Linked DNA regions of Mus musculus: region 2 is linked to region 1. Evidence: chromatin loops called from intact Hi-C (ENCODE). Cell type or tissue: left cerebral cortex. All regions are shown on one strand. Each heading gives the region's core, and the rest is flanking DNA. Links, peaks and the distances in the headings are about the cores only. Region 1 overlaps Ctnnd2 (catenin (cadherin associated protein), delta 2). Region 2 overlaps Ctnnd2 (catenin (cadherin associated protein), delta 2).

What was found. Hi-C counts contacts between places; a loop is a spot of excess contacts. Peaks named below come from ENCODE experiments on the same cell type or tissue, not always from the same donor. Only the 100,000 strongest peaks of a DNase experiment are listed, where the experiment ranks them.
Region 2: it touches region 1 in a loop (2.1-fold over the local background); 1 of 42 quality-filtered maps calls a loop at or near these places.

The regions. Positions count from the first base shown.
Region 1 is chr15:30,640,278-30,650,646 of GRCm38, reverse strand. It overlaps Ctnnd2 (catenin (cadherin associated protein), delta 2), which reads right to left. Exons shown (of 23, transcript NM_008729.3): 7 at 3,323-3,878. Among named protein-coding and RNA genes, the nearest start is that of Gm31841, 37 kb to the left of the region's middle. In left cerebral cortex, for the core only: a CTCF peak has its summit at 7,581; DNase peaks (open chromatin) are centred at 4,117 and 5,643; H3K4me3 peaks cover 412 bases; H3K27ac peaks cover 265 bases.
Region 2 is chr15:30,692,874-30,703,242 of GRCm38, reverse strand. The region is part of intron 9 of Ctnnd2 (catenin (cadherin associated protein), delta 2); the gene reads right to left. It overlaps Gm41283 (a long non-coding RNA gene), which reads right to left. Exons shown (of 2, transcript XR_875095.2): 1 at 1-10,369. Among named protein-coding and RNA genes, the nearest start is that of Gm41283, 15 kb to the right of the region's middle. In left cerebral cortex, for the core only: no CTCF peak of the experiment used is centred there; DNase peaks (open chromatin) are centred at 5,693 and 5,993; H3K27ac peaks cover 1,591 bases.

The DNA of each region.
Region 1 (10,369 bases), core at 3,876-7,875:
AGGTGTGTGTGCTGGGATTTTGGCAGAGTGCCATCCTCTGTAACTAGCTGGGCCTTAGTGTCTATCCACACTTCCTAAACCTATGCAGGTGCTTCTGCAACGTGCTCCAGCTGTGTCACTGAAACTCCGTTCTCTTGTTGATCTTCTTTCTTACCTTTTTCACCTAGTTCACAAAAATCACAGTGGCAAGCATCCGTGTATGTGTGTGAGTGCGTGCGCTCGCTTGCACACATGCACACACCCCTATTGTTCATCACCTTCAGTGTGAGTATATTGTTTCCGAGGTTAACTTTAACTTAGCTTATTGTAATCACGCCCAATGGACATCCTTATTTTGCCTTTGATCCCTGAATCAGATTGCTAACATATCAAGTCAGAGTAAGCCTGCTGCAAACGAAGCCAGACTATGTCAGTTATGTGCCTGCCCTCATTGTGTTGTAAGGCCTCCGGAATCTATCCAACCTCAGCAAGGGCCAAGCCCTCCTCCTGCTCAGAGCTTCCCTTTTGTGCATGGCAGGCACACTCCCAGTCCCCAGCCTCTGAGCTCGCCCTTCCCTAGTCTTCACAGGGCTGGTTGGCTCACCACTTCAGGGAAGACTCAAAAGCCACCTTCTGAGTCACCCCGTTGAAAGTATTGTATTTTCTGTCCTCTCTGTTTGAGAGGAGTCGGGAACTTTCAGGGGATGTATTGTCTCTAGCAACTGACTTGGTGGTGGTATACAGAGAGAGAACAGCGAAGACCTGAGACCTTAGCTGACAGTGAGCATCTCTATCCTCTACCGATACTTCTGGTTGTCAGTAACAGATCTCCCGATTCACAGCTCTACTGAGACAAAATCTATTCTGTAATCTCAATATATATATATATATATTTTGCCATTTCATTTGGCAAGCCAGGTGGCTCCAAACTTTATGATACTTGGAAGAGATTCAAACACAGGGCATCAGATGCAGGGTATGTAAGCTTGGCTGTCTGTGAGCTCACACATACTATAGTCCATCTCTGATAACTCTCTTTGGCCATGGGTCATGATTTTCCAAATGGAACTCGAGATCTTACTCGAATCCATCCTTCATATACTCTGACAGGATAATTCTGAACTCAAACCCACCAGTGGCAATTTGCATGAAGAAGTCTTTAAATGAATATTTTAACATGTATGTTAAACAAATGAATTCAAACATTTAAAATGTTCACTGCAACTCTAAAATTATGTCTCTTTGATGGCATATTGAATATTTTTTCCTCACTAGGTAGCAAAAATGTAATATGGCAAGAAAATATGAGGAACAGATGGGAATGTCTTGGTCAACTAGAGCTCTCTTTCTGACTGGAGAAGCCTTCACCTCTAACAGAAAGAAATGTGACTGTATACATACCATCAGCACCTGTAGCAGCACCAGCACCACCACCAGCACCAGCACCAGCACCAACACTAACACCAGCAACAGCACTAACACCAATACCAGCACCACCACCAGCACCAACACCAGCACCAGCACTAACACCAGCACCACCACCAACATCAGCACCAGCACCAGTACCAGCACTAACACCAGCACCAGTACCAGCACCAACACCAGCACCAGCACCAACACCAGTACCAACACCAACACCAGCACCAGCACCAGTACCAACACCAATACCAATACCAACACCAGCACCAGTACCAACACTACACCAGCACCAGCACCAACAACAGTACCAACACCAACATCAGCACCAGTACCAGCACCACCAGCAGCACCAGTACCAACATCAGCACCAGCACCCCACCCCGACTGACTGCCATCAAAGCCTTTGAAACATTCTTTGCAGCCCTTAGAATATAAGTCATTTTCAAAATATGCAAGGAATGGTCGCATTCTTGGTAACTGTATTTCCATTCCCTAAACCTTTCCTCAAAATTCTACACGTTCTGCTATCTGGCCACTCTCTGCTTCCCCACAGGTATACAGTGTGACAGCACATGTCTGTCACACATCAGCAGGTGAGGGAAGAGGTGGGACCCCCTCCCTCAACAAACAAACAAACAAACAAACAAACACCACCACCAACAACAAAACCACCCTTCTGTTTTCCACCAGGCAAACACAGAAATGCAATGGGCTTTAGAAGTCTACAGACCCCTAACTCCTTGCATCTTCTCTATGGTGGCTGGGGGATGACCAGGGTGACCTCTCACCCCTCTGATTCTTGGTATGATCTCATAAACATAAAGCTTGTTGCCTGTTTCCTAAGATGCTCTTCAAACTAGTGGCTACCTTAGAAGACATAGCTGGGCATTAATGATTGGCTACCTCCAAAATCCCACTCTCCAGGCACAGCAGTGAGACAGATTATTCTCTGCAAACAAACCGAGCACAGTCCTGTGGGCAGCATATCCCAGCCTGCATCCCACTAAGCCAGCTAACCAGCTAACTAGCTAACTAGTCTTTGCTGGTGATTACTGTGTTTGAATTAAAGAAGTCCTTGGCCACCTGCCTTGTGCCTGTGACAAGTTCCCTTTTTTTTTTTTAATCCTATTTATCTTCACAGTCATCTATTTGTGTCAAGACAAGAAGCATACGAGCACAGCATCTGTTACTAGAGTCACAAAATTACCAAATACTTCTAGAAGGAAAGAAATAGGCGATAAATCCAGATTACATGTCAGGTGTCTTAGGAGGGAGCATTAGTCTTTCAATCACAGTGTCTTGTTTAAACTGAGCATATGGCATTGACAGCACAGTCGCCAGCTCAGCCTGGTCTGTAATAGGGACAGGCACCACAGAAATGTCACCTCTTCTGATTTGGCAGAAGAAAGCAGCCTCTCCAACTCAGACAACCCCCGTCCCCCGCTGAGCCCCTATAATGAAGTAGGTAACCATTGAAGATGCTTCCCGTTGGTTACTTTTACTCTGCTGCTGCTGCTGCTGCTGCAACCTATGTAAATTCAGAATCTGATTTGGGGGGAAAATATATAACTTTTTGTGGCAACTAATACTGATCATACCCACTGGGAGAGCTACTTGATTTCTTTCTGCATGTAAGCAACAGGTCTGTGTGGTCCTACTAAATTAACCTCCTTGCTGGGTTTAAGTCTTCAGACTTTAGGGAGGGACAAGGGAAGGCAGTCAGGTGTTAGAGGCAGACAGACCACATGATAGGCACACCTGAAGAGAGACGCTGACAGTCTTTCCAGACAATCCCTGACAACCCGACAGCCCCGGAATCTGAAAACTGGACCCAAGACATGCCCAGCACTGCTGCTTGGATCCAGTCTCCCTGGTTCCCCGCCAAGCGTCCATGTGAGCCACACCAGAGCGCCCAGCCCCTTACCTGCCAGGCTGCCCGGCCTCTGGAGGGTGGCGGTGGCATACAGCTCCTGCGAATGCTTGCTGTACTGCTCAGACGCGTGGACCAGGCGCTTGGTGGGCGACAGGGTGGCGTAGGTGCCGATGGTGGAGCTCAGCTGGTGGATGGGCGAAGAGGAGATGGTGGACTGCACGGTGGGGGGCGAGGTCACGCGGATCGGGGACAGGCCGGCCGAGGACACGACGATGTTGATGGGCGAGCTGGTGCTGTAGGACTTAGCCAGGCGGCTGGGCGACTGCTTGGGCGAGGAGCCGCGCGGCGCGGCGTAGGCGGCACCCTCGGGGGCCGAGCCTCCGCGCTGCAGCTTGGTGGGTGAGCCGCCCTGCGTGGTGGTCAGCGGGGAGCCCCCGCGCGGCGGCGCGGGCAGCGTGGAGCTGGAGTAGTAGAGCGCCGCGGCGGCGGGCGGCGCGTCGGGCAGGTGGAAGGCGCTGCCCAGGCTGGGCGCGAACGGTTCCCGCGGAGGCGGAGGCGGTGGCGCAGGCTCGGAGCCCGCCAGGTGCCCCGCGCGGCCGGTCGTGCCCTGTGCCGGGAGGGAGAGCAGAGAACAGGCGCGCTCAGAGGTGGAGAAGCAGCCGCCCGCCCGCCCGCCCCGCCCGGCTGCAGAAGACAACTTCTGCGCCCAGGCTACGCGTGGAGAGGGACGCGAACCCACGCCCCAGCACGTTCCCAGCCCGGTTCCTTTCCAAGGAGGGAAAGGAGCGGGTTAGCAGAGGCCCGCTGACAAAGAGGCGAGAGGCATGCGTCTGCTCCGAGTTCCAAGAGGTTTTAGTCACAGGAGAAACATTTAAAGGCCACCCAACCGGTGATCTCTCAGAACGCCCTCTCTCTCTCTCTCTGCTAGCTTTAATGAAAACTCCAGGCATTAAACGCTCCCATTATTCCAGGAGACACACTTTCAGCCACCGAAAACTGACCGAATTGCGTACTTAGACCGGGACATAAAAGATGCACTACTTAGAATTTATTCTGCTGTCTTGCCGTTAAGACTTTTTGGTCAAGAGTTAAACGGAGGGAAAAGTGCTACGTCACGAGAGTAAGCTTGGTTTTTCAGTTAAAAAAAAAAAAAAAAAAAAAAAAACTAGAGGAAACAGATCAATTAAAATTGGAAACACTAAAAGTGCTTCCTTTTCTGGTTATTAAAAGTGTACTCTAGATGTCTCAGAACAACACCTCTGCTGTTGTGTCTTTCGACTGAAAGCCAGTTGCTTTCTTTGACTTACAAGAACACAAAAGACCAGGGCTGGGGTGGAGTTAGAAAGACAGTTTCCTCTAATCTTGCTCAGAGACAAATCTGCATTAGAATGAAAATACCCAATTGTCATCTACTTATGGGCAGAATGACTAGATTCTCCAAGCTTCACCCAGGGCAGGAGAAAGGGTCTGGGGGAGTCCCTGGTGTGAAAAGCTAGTAGCATCTCACACTGTGTGAGAGAGAAGCTGTCATGGAAGGGTATGGAAGGAAGAATGCTGGTTGGGCTGGGAAGAGAGCAAGGAAATGAAGGGAGGGGGGAAGAAGAGCTGATAGATGCTCTCCACAGGAAACTTCCGTTGTACCTCTGCCCTTTGGGGTGGTATTTGGCAAGTGGGAGGCTGGGCACTTTATCTGAGCACACACAGCATTCCAAATTGTCTGGAGAAACACTGAGGATGTACCGAGGAAGCATCAAGATACTGAATTAAGAACAAGTTGGGACTCGGGGAGACATCTTAGTAAAATCTTGTCTCCTAAGCCTGATCCCTGGCACCCACATTTCACTGGGCAAAAGGGGTTAGTGCTACACTGCACTAGGGAGGCAGGCAGTCTGGCTGTTACTGGACAGCCAGTTTAGTCTCTCTTTTAGAGGTCAAGACCAATGAGAGAGACTTTTTTGGGGGCCAAGGGGTGGGGGTGGGGGTGGGGTGGGGTGGGGTAGGGGATGGGAGGGTGGGGTGTTGGGGTGTTGTAGTGTTGATGTACAAAACCCAGGGAGGCTGTCTTCTGACCCCACCCCAACATGAGTAGAACATGTCAATGCACCCTCATGCACGTGTACACAAACACACACTAAGCACAGCATTTTATGAGGGAGACAACTCTTTGCTGAGAGACACTCTCTGTGGGAGGTATATATGTGTATTTCTACTACACACATTTGTTTATATATAATGTATATGTTTAATATAAATTTCATAAGTGCATTACATATCCCAATCTGAACTGGAATTATTTTAAGCTTACCACAAGGTGTGGGATGCGAGCTCCATGCGCTTGCTTACAGGAGTCTCTCTAGCAACCACAAGAGAACCTGATCCACAGAGAGACTGCAGTGACGTTTACTCAATCAATGAAGGAGTGATTCATAAATTTGGCCTGAGGTTTTGGCTTTGAGAGTTTGAAGAATGTGCAAGCTCTGGAGAACTCCTGTGTCTTCCTGAATCCCATTGCTATGGTCTAATATCAAACTAAGAAGCGTGGAGTTGCTCCCTTAGCAGGACCATAAGAGACCGGGCTTCTGAAACTAAACTATAGGTGAAAATTGTCAGGGAACTTCTCAAAAATATTGGAACAGCTAAGATTTACCCTAGACATTTAATTCCGAGCCTTTGATGGTGGTACCTAAGCATCAGCTAAGTAAGCCAGCTTCCCAGCAATGCCCAACACACATGAGAACCAGATCTCAGAGTGGTGGATTCCAGAGTGCGCTGTCTATTTACCAAACAACAGCCTCACTGCCTTGAATAGAACAGAATCACTGGTGGGGGCCAAGCTACTTCTGTAGGACAAGCTGTCTAGGTGATTGAAGTCTCCACCAAACTTTGAGAACCAACAATGGCAGACCATCTGGTTCTGGGCATCTGAAGTGGGTCCTGGGGTTGATAACAGTCTGTCAAGGGAGGTAGATGGTACTGATCCTAAAAATTCTGACAAGCACACAGACATTTTCCCTCTGAGGCTCCACTCTGTTGTTGACTAATATCTCTATGACCTTGTATCTGGCTAGCGAGTGGTGGGAGAGCCTCACACAGGAAGATAATGGCGGAAACATTAAGAATAGGGAGTCCCCTGCTTACAATAAACTCTATTATGTCTTCTATGACACAAATAATGGCCTTCTATTATATTAACAATGGCATTAGAGAGGGCATTCTTTTTTAATGAATAATGATAAATGTGCCTAATTTAAGTGCAGCTGTCTTTTTAGTGGTGAATGGAGGTTGATACAGAGATTATATAATCGGTCACAATACAAAGAATAAGTGATTTTGATCTGCTCGGTCCTGAGCTGTACTCCACCGCCTCCTCTCAATACTCAGGAACATCATGGAAGAAGGAATGGAAAGATTCTAAGTCAGAGAATAGGGAAGAGCGTTATGTGATAGTGTCTTCTAGCCACAACAGGGACATCCCAACAGTAACTCACAGAGGCTGTGGCTGCCTGCACAAGACCTTAGTAAGATCAAGGCAGGCTCAGCATGAACAGGAGAGTATCCCAAAGGGTTCCACGCAGGAGATGCTGAAAGGTAATTCTTAGCGAGGGATGGAGGATCTGTGTTCTTCTGGGGTATAATCCTGGCAGGTTGTCTATGCTCCAGTAGATGACCCTACATTTATGCTCGTATGAGCAGCACTGTCCCGACTGGTTGGGTTGGGTTTCAAACAAATGAGAAGGGGACAGAGATGAAGTTGGATGGGATATGCGGGGTTCTGGGAAGGGGACGGGACAAATAGCTGTGAAGGTGGGGAAGGGGTACAACTGTAAAACATTGTGTGCATGGATGGAATTCTCAATGGAAGCTAGTGTCGAGACCTACAACACATCAAAATGCATAGCTAAAGGACTGTGCTATGCGTAGCCCCACATGGTAAAGCAGCCCTTCCATTTAAGGCCTCAGGGTTGTTGCTGGAGAGAGGTGGTAGGTTTGTAAGAGTCAAAGGACAAGACAGGACATCAGCTAGGAGACCATGTCTTTTATGTGACAGGGAAACTGCACCCGTGAACTCTCAACAGCATGGCTGCCTAAACATGACCTGAAAAATGAGTTGACATCCCAACACATCAGTGAGGATGGAGGAAATCTCACACAGCCACAGCCCTAGATGGAGAGCTACAGACCGCTGACAGAGGGAGGCTTCGTTCTCTCCATGGCTGAGCTCCTGGCAAATTCAATCCTAAGTGGTTATCCCTACGTGTGCATAGAAGCACCACTAGGTGGACTTGGCCATGCGTGTACATGCATGCGTGCATGTGTGTATAAAACAATAATAATTAAAGAAGAGGAGGTTGAACATTTGCGATTCAGGAGTTGGGACATGGAGAGGGAACAGAGGAAATAATGTAAATACAGTTAGTTCACTTATGTAAAAGATTTGAAAAAATAATTTAAAAGGAACTAATTTAATTAATAAGCTAATTTACCAATAAAGTGGGATAAGTACTCAATATTTATGTATTTGACTTATGTGTATCCCAGGAAAGCTATGGTTTGTAAATACCTTGCCAGGTTTTTTGTTTGTTTGTTTTTGTTTTTTTGATCTGCTGGAACATGCAATTTGAGAGTACTAATTATGTTGGATATTAGCATTTACAAACTTTCCTTAAATGTTCCTCAAATCTGTAGAAGTTTTGGAAAATGCCAGATGACCGTTAGACATTTTGAATGTCTAAGTCAAAAACAGACATATAGGAGGATCTTGGTAAAAAGTTTATAGAATTTTTAACAAGAAAAAGGGAAAGGAGAAAGAAGCGGTAAGATTTTATATTGTCTCTGAGGCAGTAAGCGGTGTTATTCAGTGTGTGTGTGTGTGTGTGTGTGTGTGTGTGTGTGTGTGTGTGTGTGTGTGTGTAATAAAATACAAATTTAACCCAGCCTGCTGTCTCTGTGTGTTTAAACACCCCTATCACTCAGCAGTCTCACTACACAAGCCTTATTGGTACCCATTGAGCAGCATGGTCCCATCCACTTGCTTTAGGCCTGGTAATGTCCCAAACTGGCATGTCCCAATTTAGCACTCACTAGCCAGACAGGCTCATTGAGGGCCTCAAATGCTGCTTGTCAATGGAAGCACTGGATTTAGCGTGCACATGATTAATCCCAATTCACACAGCCACACGTAACCAGGGTCTAACTTATTGGGCTGCACAGCTGCACCAGCTCATCTATAGCTCATAACAAATGGTCCAGGAATGCTGTGGTCCATCACTGTGGCTGATGGAGTAATAAATGTCGAAGAGCAGCTCATCATTTGCACAAAAAATGGGAACCTGGGAGCACACATTTGCTTTTGTTTCACTGTATAAATTCATTTAGTGCCTCTTGGCCAGTTTGGGAGACATAAGGCTATAGTTTAAGTCTACTTCACAATTCATAGGATAGCTTATCCTAACCCATTGTTGACTTAAAAAAAAATACACACACAGTAGATGGAAAGAACTTAGTCCACTCATCTACGGGTTAAGCTGTACCTCAAACATAATTTCATACAATAAAATTGTAAGTCTACTTTTCAAATTAGATTTCAGGTAAAAATTAAGGGCTAGACTCCTTTTCATAGTGATATTTGACCATTTATCAGTAAAGAGAATGGGAAGAAATGTGTTATTGTTGAAGAGGACCCTAAAGAAGAATAGTGACACAAAGTATTTCACAATAACTTGGAGCAAAGTGGTCCTGATGCTGTCCCTAGTCATGGTTCTGCTGGCAGGAACCTGTGTTCTTCCTTCCTAGTTCCTTAGATCAGTCCCAGAACTAATGTCCCTTTGTTGCTGAGAAGGTGAGGATCTGCTTCTTTGGAACTCAGAAGGAAGTAGCTATCGAGTATGTGATATGACTCAACAGGCTGGAGCTGGGGATACGTTCGGTGTAACCCTGTTTTATCTTGTTAGAAAATCCTCAAGAATAGAAACCATACACTCAGAAATGCTTTGATAAAACAAATATATCATGTCTTTGTATGTAAGTTTTGCTTAGGACAGACTTAGGATAAACTATAGTTATACATTTTATTTTCCACTTTTGTGTGTGTGTGTGTGTGTGTGTTACTCATTTGCTTATTGTGACCTTTTATGTAATTGTACTGTGGATTCATGCCACTGTGATAGAGCTGTTTCATAGAGGATATATTTTCAATACAATTGGATCTGGAAGGCAGGCAATGCACACATGGCTCCCAAACAGGTTTTAACTACACAGAGCACAAGCTTGATGTATCAGGTCACTAGCACCTACAAGTCACTAAGCAGAGCAAGTGTCCCCAGAAAAATCCCAATGCTTACAGCCAGCTCTCAAGTGACCTCACAGCCAACACGCTCTCAGGAATCCTGAGTCCCAGTCATGAGTATACCCTGGCTCTAAAAGAAACCACATTGTATAAAACAGGTCCCTGATTTAGGACAGTCCTTGTGAGGACACATTGAGACTTGCCAAGTTTGCTGAAGCAGTCAGCAGGGCCCCAGCTCTGAGAGAGGAATGACATTTGCTCAGGATGCTAGGGAGCTAATGCCGTGAAGTCAGGAATGGACAACTGACGTCACTACCTGGTGACTACCCAAGATGAGCAAGCTTCGTGGATCGCCATCAGTCTGGCAACTCCTTTTTACCCATGTTTTGCCCCTTCTCAGTTTCCTGTGGTTACTTGAACACAGGGGTAGATCTGTCACTTGAGGTGTCCCCGCTGAAGACCATTCTGACTCAGACTCTGTTGGCAGAAGTGCTTTTGGGTCAGGACAGGGTCATGGTCAGTAAAGGGCAGAGAGCGCGTTTCAAAGGAAGCAGAGCTTCCACCTTTGGGCTGTTAAGAGAGGTGCAGGAATGTGGCCATGGCTTACATCAGGAAGGCTGAGGTCTGGCATTTGCAGAAACTATCTTAACACCGTGTGGTCTACATAATGACAAAGTAGAGAGAGTAAGTTAATGACTGATGTGTCCTCTTCCAGGGACTCAGGGAAGCCGGAATGAAGGAAGGCCTTGCAGGGACCACTCCAGAGACACTGATGTCTCACTGAGAACCTTCCAGTGAGATAATTTAGGGCC
Region 2 (10,369 bases), core at 4,152-8,151, 52 kb before region 1:
ATCACGCGAAAAGCAACGTATCTAGACATTAACACCTTTCTTGATCCCCAGTGAACCCTACAAAACAAGTGCCATCATTTTATCCTGATTTTTACAGGTTTAGAAACTGAAGCACAAGTGAGGTTTATGACATAGGCTGTGCCATAGCACGTTAGCATTAGTCTAGTCTGTGAACTCTGTCAGTGTCCTCATTACTTTGGCTGCTAAACACCACAGGCTACCCTCCCTGCTTACTGCCCACTGTGGGTTGGTAGTGACGGCGGCACCATTAGCAAGAAGAATGGGCTGAAAAGGATGCTGCACTCTTCATGTCTTAAGTATTTCTACATGGTGCTTTCACTTCTCACCTGTGTGCTGGATTGTTCATGTCAACTTGACCAAGCTGGGGTCTTTTGAGGGGAGGAAACCTCAACTAAGAAAATGTCTCTGTAAGATCCAGTTGTGGTCAGGCCTGTAAGGCATTTTCTTAATGACTGCTGTGGGAAGACCCAACCACCATCTAGGCTGGTGCTCTTGGGTTCTCTAAGAAAGCAGGCTGAGCAAGCCATGATGAGCAAGACAGTAAGCAGCATCCCTCCACGGCCTCTGCATCAGCTCCTGCTTTCAGGTTCCTGCTGTGCTTGAGTTTCTGCCCTCACTGCTTTTGATGATAAGATGTTCTTTGGAACTGTGACAAAAATAAACCCTTTCTTCCCAAAGTTGTTTTTGGTCATGGTGTTTCATCATAGCAGTAGTAACCCAAACCAAGACACCCTGTAATAAACTCGAAATTACTCTTTATATAGTTCTGTATGCTATTTTCTCCACTTAAAGTATTTTTTTGTGCTAAATATAAGTGCATTTAAAACCACCTTTCTATTGGCACACTTTTGGATGCTGCATGTACTATCAAGGAGGATCTATTGAAAGGTGGAAATGTGAAGAGACCCATTCAATGTTTTAAGAGTCCCAGATCTCCAGTGCAGAATTAAATAGAGTATAATATTGTTTCTTTGTATCAAAGGCTCTGTCCGAACTGGAGAGCCCTAAACTTAGGAGTTTAATCAAGTGCTGTCTGTCTGCTAAGGAACAAATATAAGATGTGTGGATGGTTACCGTGATGCTTAAGGAAGTCTCTGTCAGGGCAGAATTTCTGGTTGAACTAGTTCATTGCTCCTGGCTGTGAATACTCGGGGAGCCCAGCTCTTTCCCTATTAACACAAAATAATTCATAAGTATGCTGACTCCACAATCTGTGTACTGTCTGTGGCTCTTCAGATCCTATCCCCTTGCCTGGGCTCAGAGTTGGGTATAATGAAGGTCTTTACTGTCCATTAAGTCTGCCTGACGTTGCTCCATTGCCATGCCTTTGGGATCTCACCATGCCAAGTCTACAGTCATTCATCTCTACTCACCACTCAACCCTGCCTACAGCACCACCACCCTGCCACACTCCAGATATTGACCCCACAGAGGCTCCTCAGACTTCGAGACTCCAGCTCTCTCCTCACGCTCACCTGAGATACTTGAAATTCTTTCCCTGTGTGAAAACAGAGGACGATGCTCACTTCAGATCCTTCATCCTGACTGAGCCTATTTCCACTCACTCAGACCTTTTTCTTGTTAAAATAGTTGAAATCATCCCATTTTCCTCGGATGCCACTAAATCCATCTTTCTGCCAAACACAAACACTTCTCACAATGACCCTACCTTCACCCCACACTGTATCAGTCTGCTAACATTTTATCCAGCATCTAACTAAGAACACGATAGCAAATCTGTTACTGGAAAGAAAATACCCTCCCCCAGGCTCATCTTTAGGAAAACAACTGGAGGTGTCTTTGATAACAATGCTGTATTGGTAAAGACAAATCCCTATATAATGTCAGGCATCGTTTTACGCAGTTTGCACATAGCAACACAACAATTCTACAACTGATAATAAAACGTGAGGTTTATCATCACCATATTAGATACGAACAACTGTGGAATATACGGGTCATGGTTTAAGGTCGCCCATGGAGATGATCAGATTTGAACCAAGGCAGCCCATATTCCTTGAATTTATACTGCACTGGCTTCTACACTTGATAACTTTATTTCTTCACCTTCATGTGCTGGTAAGTCCAGCAAAGCTGAGATTTATCACCCGCTCCAGATCCCAGATCTAAAGCTGCAGCCTGTGGTGGTTCATTATTCGCCTCTGTACTTAGATGGCACAGCGGCAGCTGACCCAGGCTTGCCCTTCCTCTACCTGCTTCCTTCCCTTGCTTGCCTCGGTTGAGTGCCCTCTTTGATCTCCTCCTACTTTCACGGTTGGCATCACTTCAGTTTTCTCTGCCAAATTCTCCTCTCTTCAAAGCTGTTTGCTGGCTTTGAGTGGATTGTTCAAGTGTCACATTAGGATAAGAATAGCGCTTTCCTTATTAGGAATCATGAAACTGCTGTGACATGGGCAACAACTTAAACCAGTGTCTGACCCATGTAGAGTCCCAGGCTTGGGATGCCCAGGTCTTCCTTCCAACCTCATCTGTGTTCTGGGTCTGGTCCACATCTGTACTTAGACAGAGATGGATAAGCCTCAACCTTTGCATGGAACACCCCGTGCATCCCAAACTGGATGTCACCTGGAACGGCTCATCTTGAGAAACAAATTCTTCCCAGCAGTTCAGGACAACACCATTGCAGCTATCCTTGACCCTTTCTCTGGCAACTCCGAATTAAATTCTTTAGGGAACTCTGTGGATTCTACCTTCAGTACTTTCCCAATCTGAAGACTTCTGATAAGCATCCATCCTACTAACTTCGTGCCTGGACCATTTTCTTGCCGTCTGGGTCTGCAATGCCATCTCCAAGGTATCACTGCTCCTAGCCTGTCTCCATTTAGGATCATTTTTACTCAAAGCCTCAAGGATCCTTTAAAGTCTAATATCCATATCTATAAAAGACGATGAATGACTCTCCATCTGATTTGACATATACCCAATCTTAACAGGGACACCCCACAACTGTGCCTTGCAAAAACCTCCACATTCTTGCTCCATCTCTCCAGGTTAGTATTTCCAGATGCCCAGATCTCCTTGCTGCAGTTTCTCAGGGTCTTAGAATTTTGGATTCTCTCTGGCCCTTAGCACTAGGTTCCTGCTGGATGGTGCTCAATGTTTATTCAGGTTTCTGTCCAGATGTGTCTTTCCTTGGCTACCTTGTGACCACCTACATACCGTGTATAGAAAACCGACAGGCTGTTTGGTAAGTTTTAAGTGCGACAAAGCACAGTATAAATCTGTAATTGTATCTGATTTTTCATACATTCAGAATACCTGGGTATGTCACATCTGATTCTGCAACAGATGACATGCTCTTGATTCCCACGAGGCTTTCAGGGATGCTTCTTAGGCCTTTATTGAAATGGCAAGGTGTCCATCACGGATCTAACACCTCGGAACACTAATGGAATCTGGGCTGGGAATGAGGCTGAGGGCCTCTGATCATTCCACAGGGTTTGCATCCTACCTAGCTCCTTTGGTCACAGGTCTGGCTTAATTGCATTTGACTGCCATGGGCCAAGTGCTAAGGTCAGCACCCATCAAAAGTAAATGAAGTCAATTTCAAATACAACATTCCATCTAACTTTTTTTTTTTTTCTGTTAGTTTTTATAAGGCTCAGTTGACCGATTTTGGCAGAAACAGTAATGTTCCTTGGGAGCTAACACCTTTCCTTTTCATGCTCAGAAGAACAGTAGCTGCAATTCTGCCTTTCCCATTAAGATTTTTGTTTATCTAAATATTGGTGCCCTTAAACAAACGAGCAACTATGTCACGGTTTTCAAAAAAGGCTCTGTGGGTGAGGGAATTGGGTGGAATACTAAGCATCTAATCAGCTGAGCAGGAAAAGGAAAATGAGTTAGAGCAACGCTGAAAACAAGAACTGTTTAATATTCAACATTAATAACATGACACCAATTCCCAAGAATGGGCTAACAGAACTTTCCGTCCATTTATGTAACCTGTCCTTTAGCTTGATAAGCAAGAAGATGTTCTCAAAACAAGTACACCACAAATTATGTTTTTATAAATTCAAAACTTAGCACCTCTCATTCTTCTTTTTCTTGATCAGATGCAGAGCTCAACCTACTTTAATATTTTAGATAAAAGCTTTATCTTCTTTCCAATTGTATGCAACATACAACCAAACGGATAATGAACCTGCCACCAAGAGACAGAGAATCAAAACTGTTTCAGCTATTAGAGAAACCAATGTAAAATGGACAGTATTTTACAAAACAGTAGAAAAAAATTGAGAAAAGGAAACTTGTGCTGTTACTCTGCAAGGGAATTTAACTATCCATTTGTGTCGCCTGTATCAGGAATGAAGGTCATTATGTCAAAGCAATGTTGCAGTCTGGAGAACTGCACTATGGCTAATGGCCCAGTATCCTAGTTATAGCTCCATACATCTCCCAGGTGATAGTAGGAACTGGACAGAGTTTAAAGGATCAAAGCCCAGCCTCTGGATGAGAAATACAGTAACAACTTTGCTGTCATACTATGTTGCTTAGGAAATCCCCATTATTACTGCAAAGCCATCCCATATTATAGCCCTATCAACACATGTTACCTTGAAATGACGTAAGCTGGACTTGTGATATGCTCAAGAGAGGCAAAGTTCTGACCTAAGAGAGGAGAAACACCAGGACATTTACCAGCAGACTCATGAACTTTAAAAAGATGAGATAACTAATCCTACAGTATGTGCTCACATGTATACAGATGCAGTTCCTTTTCATTCTTCCCTAGGGAGTGTGAATGTGGATGTTGATGGACACATAGCCCTCTCATGTACGATCCTGAGGCTGATGGGAACTTCATAAACCTCAGCCCCATTTCCTACCCTTGGGGCCTTGATTGGGAGTATGAAAAAGACATCTGTGTACACCACCTCAAAAGGTCAAAACTCACAAGAATGTCAAGTTGAAAACTGGATTCTACAGAGTACCTTCCCTTCACATCTCTGTCCTCTATGCTGAGTGCTTAATGCCTTCCTGGACCTATAGTGCTTTTGCTTTGTGGGAAATTCATCATGAGCCTCTCCTGGGGGACTGGTTATCTTCCAACTATGTCATAGAGTCTGTTCTAGAAAAGGGTCAAATATTTGAGGCGTTTGAGATGTTTAGCTCCACTGCCTTAGGTGTGTTTTGACATGATCTGGGTTGTCACCGGAGCTTGGAATGTCTGAACTTGATTCTGTGTATAAGGGGATTCGCAGCAGATCCTGGTAACCCATTGCTGAAATTGGCAAGGCAAACACCCATGGAACCGAAACAATAATATAGATTTTGGCTCCATCACCATAGTCTATGAAATAGAACACATTCCTAGGTGTCTAAGGTACTATTCCCCCAGTTAACACTGGAACAGCAAGGCAAACCTTAAAGTGAAAACTTGAGTCAATGATCACAGGCAGGCCCAGTTATTTCTTGCTAAAAATTACCGATGGAGCTTTCCCCATTAGCTTCAATAACTGTCAGAAAGGCCAGTGTCTGACTGGACAAAGAATCTGGGAGGTATTTGAACGCATCTCCTGTGGCTACTTCATTTTAGCAAACAGTAATGGGACACTAGATGGCATCCATTCCAACAAGGCCGGGGCACCTCGGGTTACTGGCAGGGGAGAATTCTGGCTTTCCTGAAAAGATGAAATGTGCAAGTCTTCTCCATTTGAGGGCAGCGTGCCATCGCTGTGACAGTGTGTCATTGAAGGTGAAGAGAACCAGGTTGGGAGAGTGTATAGATGGCATTGTTTCTAAGGCACTCCAAGCATTTTCATTTGTCATGTATTAATTGAAAGACCCCATTTGTTTTGAGACTTACATCTGAGATCTGCTAAGGAATGGGTACTGATTTCTCAAAATCCCCAAGGCCAAGTTTCATTTTTTTTCCAGCTTTCAACCCAACACATTATTCTGTTTTTCTAAAGAGTAAAAGCCTTAAATGGAAATCAAAGTCTGTAGCTAAAGAACTGACCCCTTTTTGCCTGAACTGGGGTTTGAAAGGGGCCTGGACTGTTTCCTTTCTTATTTCTGAGAAACTGGCTCAAAGGTGAAGCCTAATGGAAGCCTCTAAAGTTTTATTTTCCTTCATAGGCCGAATGACAGAGTCAGAACTTAACCCAATAAAATGTAGATTATGATGCATTTCCGTACTTTAAAGGGACCTCCATGTTTTATCCCTTTGAAATGATCAAAAGTGTACTCTGATAATTCATTAAAGCATACACACCTATAACTATGCCTATGTAATTCATATCTTTGACACTAAAGATCTAATTTTTAATTTTTGAGTGAAGTGGTTATTATGAGTAGTAGTATACACTTGGAGAAAAATATGTAGTAAGACATAATATATTGGCATATAATTATGAAATAAATAGTACAATTTAAAAAAAATACAACTTTTGCTGAGATGGTTTTATTTATGTCAATCAATGTTCTACAATGGGACAGGTTGTTTATCCACCCATATTCCTATTTTTGTTTACTATACATGGAAGTTTTTGAAATGCTATTGCCATAAAGTGGGGTTTAAAAGTGGGAGATTGTTCGCTGCTCGTGAAGAAGGGGCAGGAAATGGTGACGGGGACTTGGAAGGGGGATTTGCGGAATGAAGGCTATGGAACCTGAGGAGTCATCTTACTCTCAGATACACCACCATAGCCTGAGAACTGCTCGTCGACCACTCCAGGGAAGCATTCCCTAGGGCCAATCTCGGAGAACATCTAGTCTAGTCACACAGCTTGCATGGCTGCTTCCTTCTAGAAGCACTTGCAATTCTCTCCTCTGATCTGCCCTTCATCCTCAGTCCCTAAGAGTTGAGCCCCAAATCAAAACGTGTGCACCATAACAAGTTATATGAAACGTTGCTACCTTCTATTGATAACTCAGGAGGAAAAGGGCTGGGCAATACTGATTTTCCAATAGGAGCTTCTTATACTTTAATGAAAACGAGTCGATGTTAGGTGATCCTGCTGATATTGGTCTGTAGGTCTGGGAGTGGATACAGGACTCTGCAATCCTAACAGGAAGTTGCAGGCTGCAATATGATAGATACGCTTGGCCGAAGACAATGACTCGAATGTTCTTCTACCCTGATAAGATATTCATGACTGAACTTCCTGAGGGGCATCTATCTGATGGGAGACAGACCAAATGCTTCACCCGGATGGTGAAGATTGCCCATGCAGGAAGTGTCCATGTCTAGACTGAGTGATATCAGAGTGGCGAGAGATGCTACTGCTAAGATGCAATCAGAGGAGACTGGATGAGGTCATTTCACTGGGACTGATGACAGTCAAGGGCATGGCATGAGGACAAAGAGTGAAACAAAGCATTATAGAAATGATAAGGCTCTAGCAAGGATAAGTAATCCTGAGATAAAGAGTTCAAAGCTCCCTCATCAGACTGAGAATGGTTCAATTGGAGAAAAATGAGATATTTAAAGGATTTGGCTAGGGAAAGGGAGATGGGAACATATAAACCTTTGAAAGGCAAGAAAAAAATTTAGTAGGAGAAAACTACCTTTAAAGTCTATATTCTGATATTTTAAATGGTGGGTTTACATTTGATGGGTCATAATATGAATTTCATGGGACACCTGGCTTCTCAAATTCAGACATTTTATCACTTAAGAAACACTCTGAGTCTATAAAAATAAAATAATCCTAATATTTTATTCTGGCACAACACAGCAATAGAATGTCAGGCACATTTAACACGGCCCAGTCAGAGTGACATCTGAATGCTTTTGTTTGGTTCCTGGAATAAACTGGGTGTGGCGTCTGAAAGGTGTTTCTGATAGAGTCGGTGACGATGGCAATCACATGCACAGCTCTCATTTTGGGGTCTGGTTAGAATGCAGACCATGGTGTCTGAGGCATGGAGTAAGGGCCTGGGATTCTAAATTTCCCACCAGCACCTATGCTCTGATCCACACACTAGAACGCAAGCCTCTAGGTGCTAGTAAGTTTTGCCCACTCTAGAACTTGTTTGAGTAAAATAATATGTTTTAATGCAAAATTCAAAATTTTAAATTTTAAGTGATTTTAAGTGATGAAATGACCATTAGTTTCTAGAAATCAGTTTACTTCTATTGCTGGGCATGCCCATGTATCAGGATCATTTACATACATGCACAAAGACACACAAATATATATGTATATACATGGAAAACTATAAAACTGCCCATTTTCAAATCTCATTTTATAGAACCTTTATATTCATTTTCAAATTTTATAAAGTTGATAAATAGATCTATATTGACCTGCATATTGCATTTTAATTTTATACTTCATGAATCTTCAGGAAACCACATCTATGTGGAAAAGTGTTGGGCCTGCTAGACCGGCCCCTCTTTGGCCTTCCTAGAAAAGATATCACAACCACAGTTCACTCTACCTTGATCCTTCAGAGCACAGCTCTGTAGCTTCCTACAGAGTTCCACCACAGCTGAAGACTTTCATCCTCACACTGCCCAAAGAGACCTCTGCAAAGCATCAGGCAGATAATGCAAGCTCTGAAAAACCTCTCTCCAGCTACACACCATACCATCACCATCATGGCTGCTCACTGAAGATCCTATCCCAGCTTAGGCTGTGGTGATAAAATGCTAGCTCCTGAATGCCATTCACAACCTAACACAAATTTTCCCACTGGTCTGGAAACTGGGGCCCAAGGTCAAAGTGCTGGGAGGTTTTCCTCCTTCAGAGGCCTCTTTCCTCAATTTGCAAGTGACTGGATTCCCAGTGTCTGCATACAGTCTTGCAAGTCCGTCCTGTGGGGTGAGGGCCTCAACCCAGGGGTGTCAGTTTATCTTTAATCACCTGCTTGGAAACTGTTTCTACACATTGTGAGTCTAGCAGTTAAGACTTCATCATAGGAATTTAGAGGATGGTATTGCACCCATGACATATCTCTTGAGCAAGATTGAACCCCGGGTGCTGGAGAGTTCTGCACATAGAAGACAGACTAGAGGCCTAAGGCAGAGCCCAATCTTTAGCCTAATGGCCCCAGCAAGTAGAGCCAAAGAGAGGAATGGGAGGGAGGTAAGGGTGAGGGGCAAGGTGGCAGAGCAGGGCAGGGGGGCCTAGACCTCTCACCACAGGCAGTGAGGCCCAGGGCAGGCTGATTCCATCCACAGTGCCATTCTCAGAGATCCTGCCCGGTTTCCAAAAGCTTCTATTGTATCTGAGCCTGTGAACTGGTTTTCAATGAGGCCCTCCTGGCTGAGGCTGCTGGGCCCATTTCCTGTCTCTTTCATACCTCTCTGGAAACTTAACAACAAGCTCCTATTGAGCGAGCTTGCCACAGTGCATTCTCATTCCCTGCCACTTGTAAGTGTTCGCTGTGCAGAATGAGCGAATGCAGCACATTACACACAGGCGCTTCATCCTGGAGCATGGGCCGGAATGGCAAGTGCACAGGCCTGGCCCAGGGGCTGAAGGACTTCTTCTGCACTGCCCAGTTTGCCTCCCTTCTCAGTAACCAATGATGTCAGTAATAAAGCTGGAACTGCATTGCAATTTTGAAGAATGCAAATGTATTCTTTCTGAGGATTTGGTGCCTTGCCCTTGGGGTTAGAGTTCTGTTTAAAAGCATCCAGACAGACATAGGTCTGATTTGTGTGTGTGTGTGTGTGTATGTGTGTGATGTTTGTGTATATATATCTGAATGTGTTTTAAGTGTCTCTGTGTGTGTGTGAGAGTGTGTGTATATATGTGTTATGTTTGTGTATATGTATCTGAACATGTTTTGAGACACTGTGGATATTTGTGTAAATATGCCCACCACGGTATTTTACACATTACTCAGGGACACACAGTATTTGTCCTGCTAAAGCTCCATTTGCAACACTGACACCGTCATTTTCCTGATACTTTCCATCTGATTCATGACAAATTTAAATGTGTCAACCTTTCAGTCGTTCTCAGGACAGAGGACAATGAGCACATTATGAGGCGCTGATGGAAACACAACAACTCACCTAAAGATGCCCAGGCATTACAACAATGCAGAGCCCTTCAATGGCAGAAGTGCTCCACTGCGACCAACTTCATCTACCTGAGTGAGCTGTTTTCTAGCAACACCAGGCCTGGCTTGAGCCACGGCAACATCTTTGTGAAGAGACAGGAGAAGAGTCCTAATGGCTCTTGGGAGAACAGGATGCCTTCCTATTGGATTCCTTGATGTTGGTTGCAAGCTTCAGGGTTGGGGGCTTTCATGGTGACCTGGTGCCTCATCCTCGGTATGACTGCAAACAAACTGAGTCAGGGGCTGGGGCTCTGAAGCCAGCAGGCAGCACGAGGAGGACTGACGTTATTAAACAGAATTATATGCT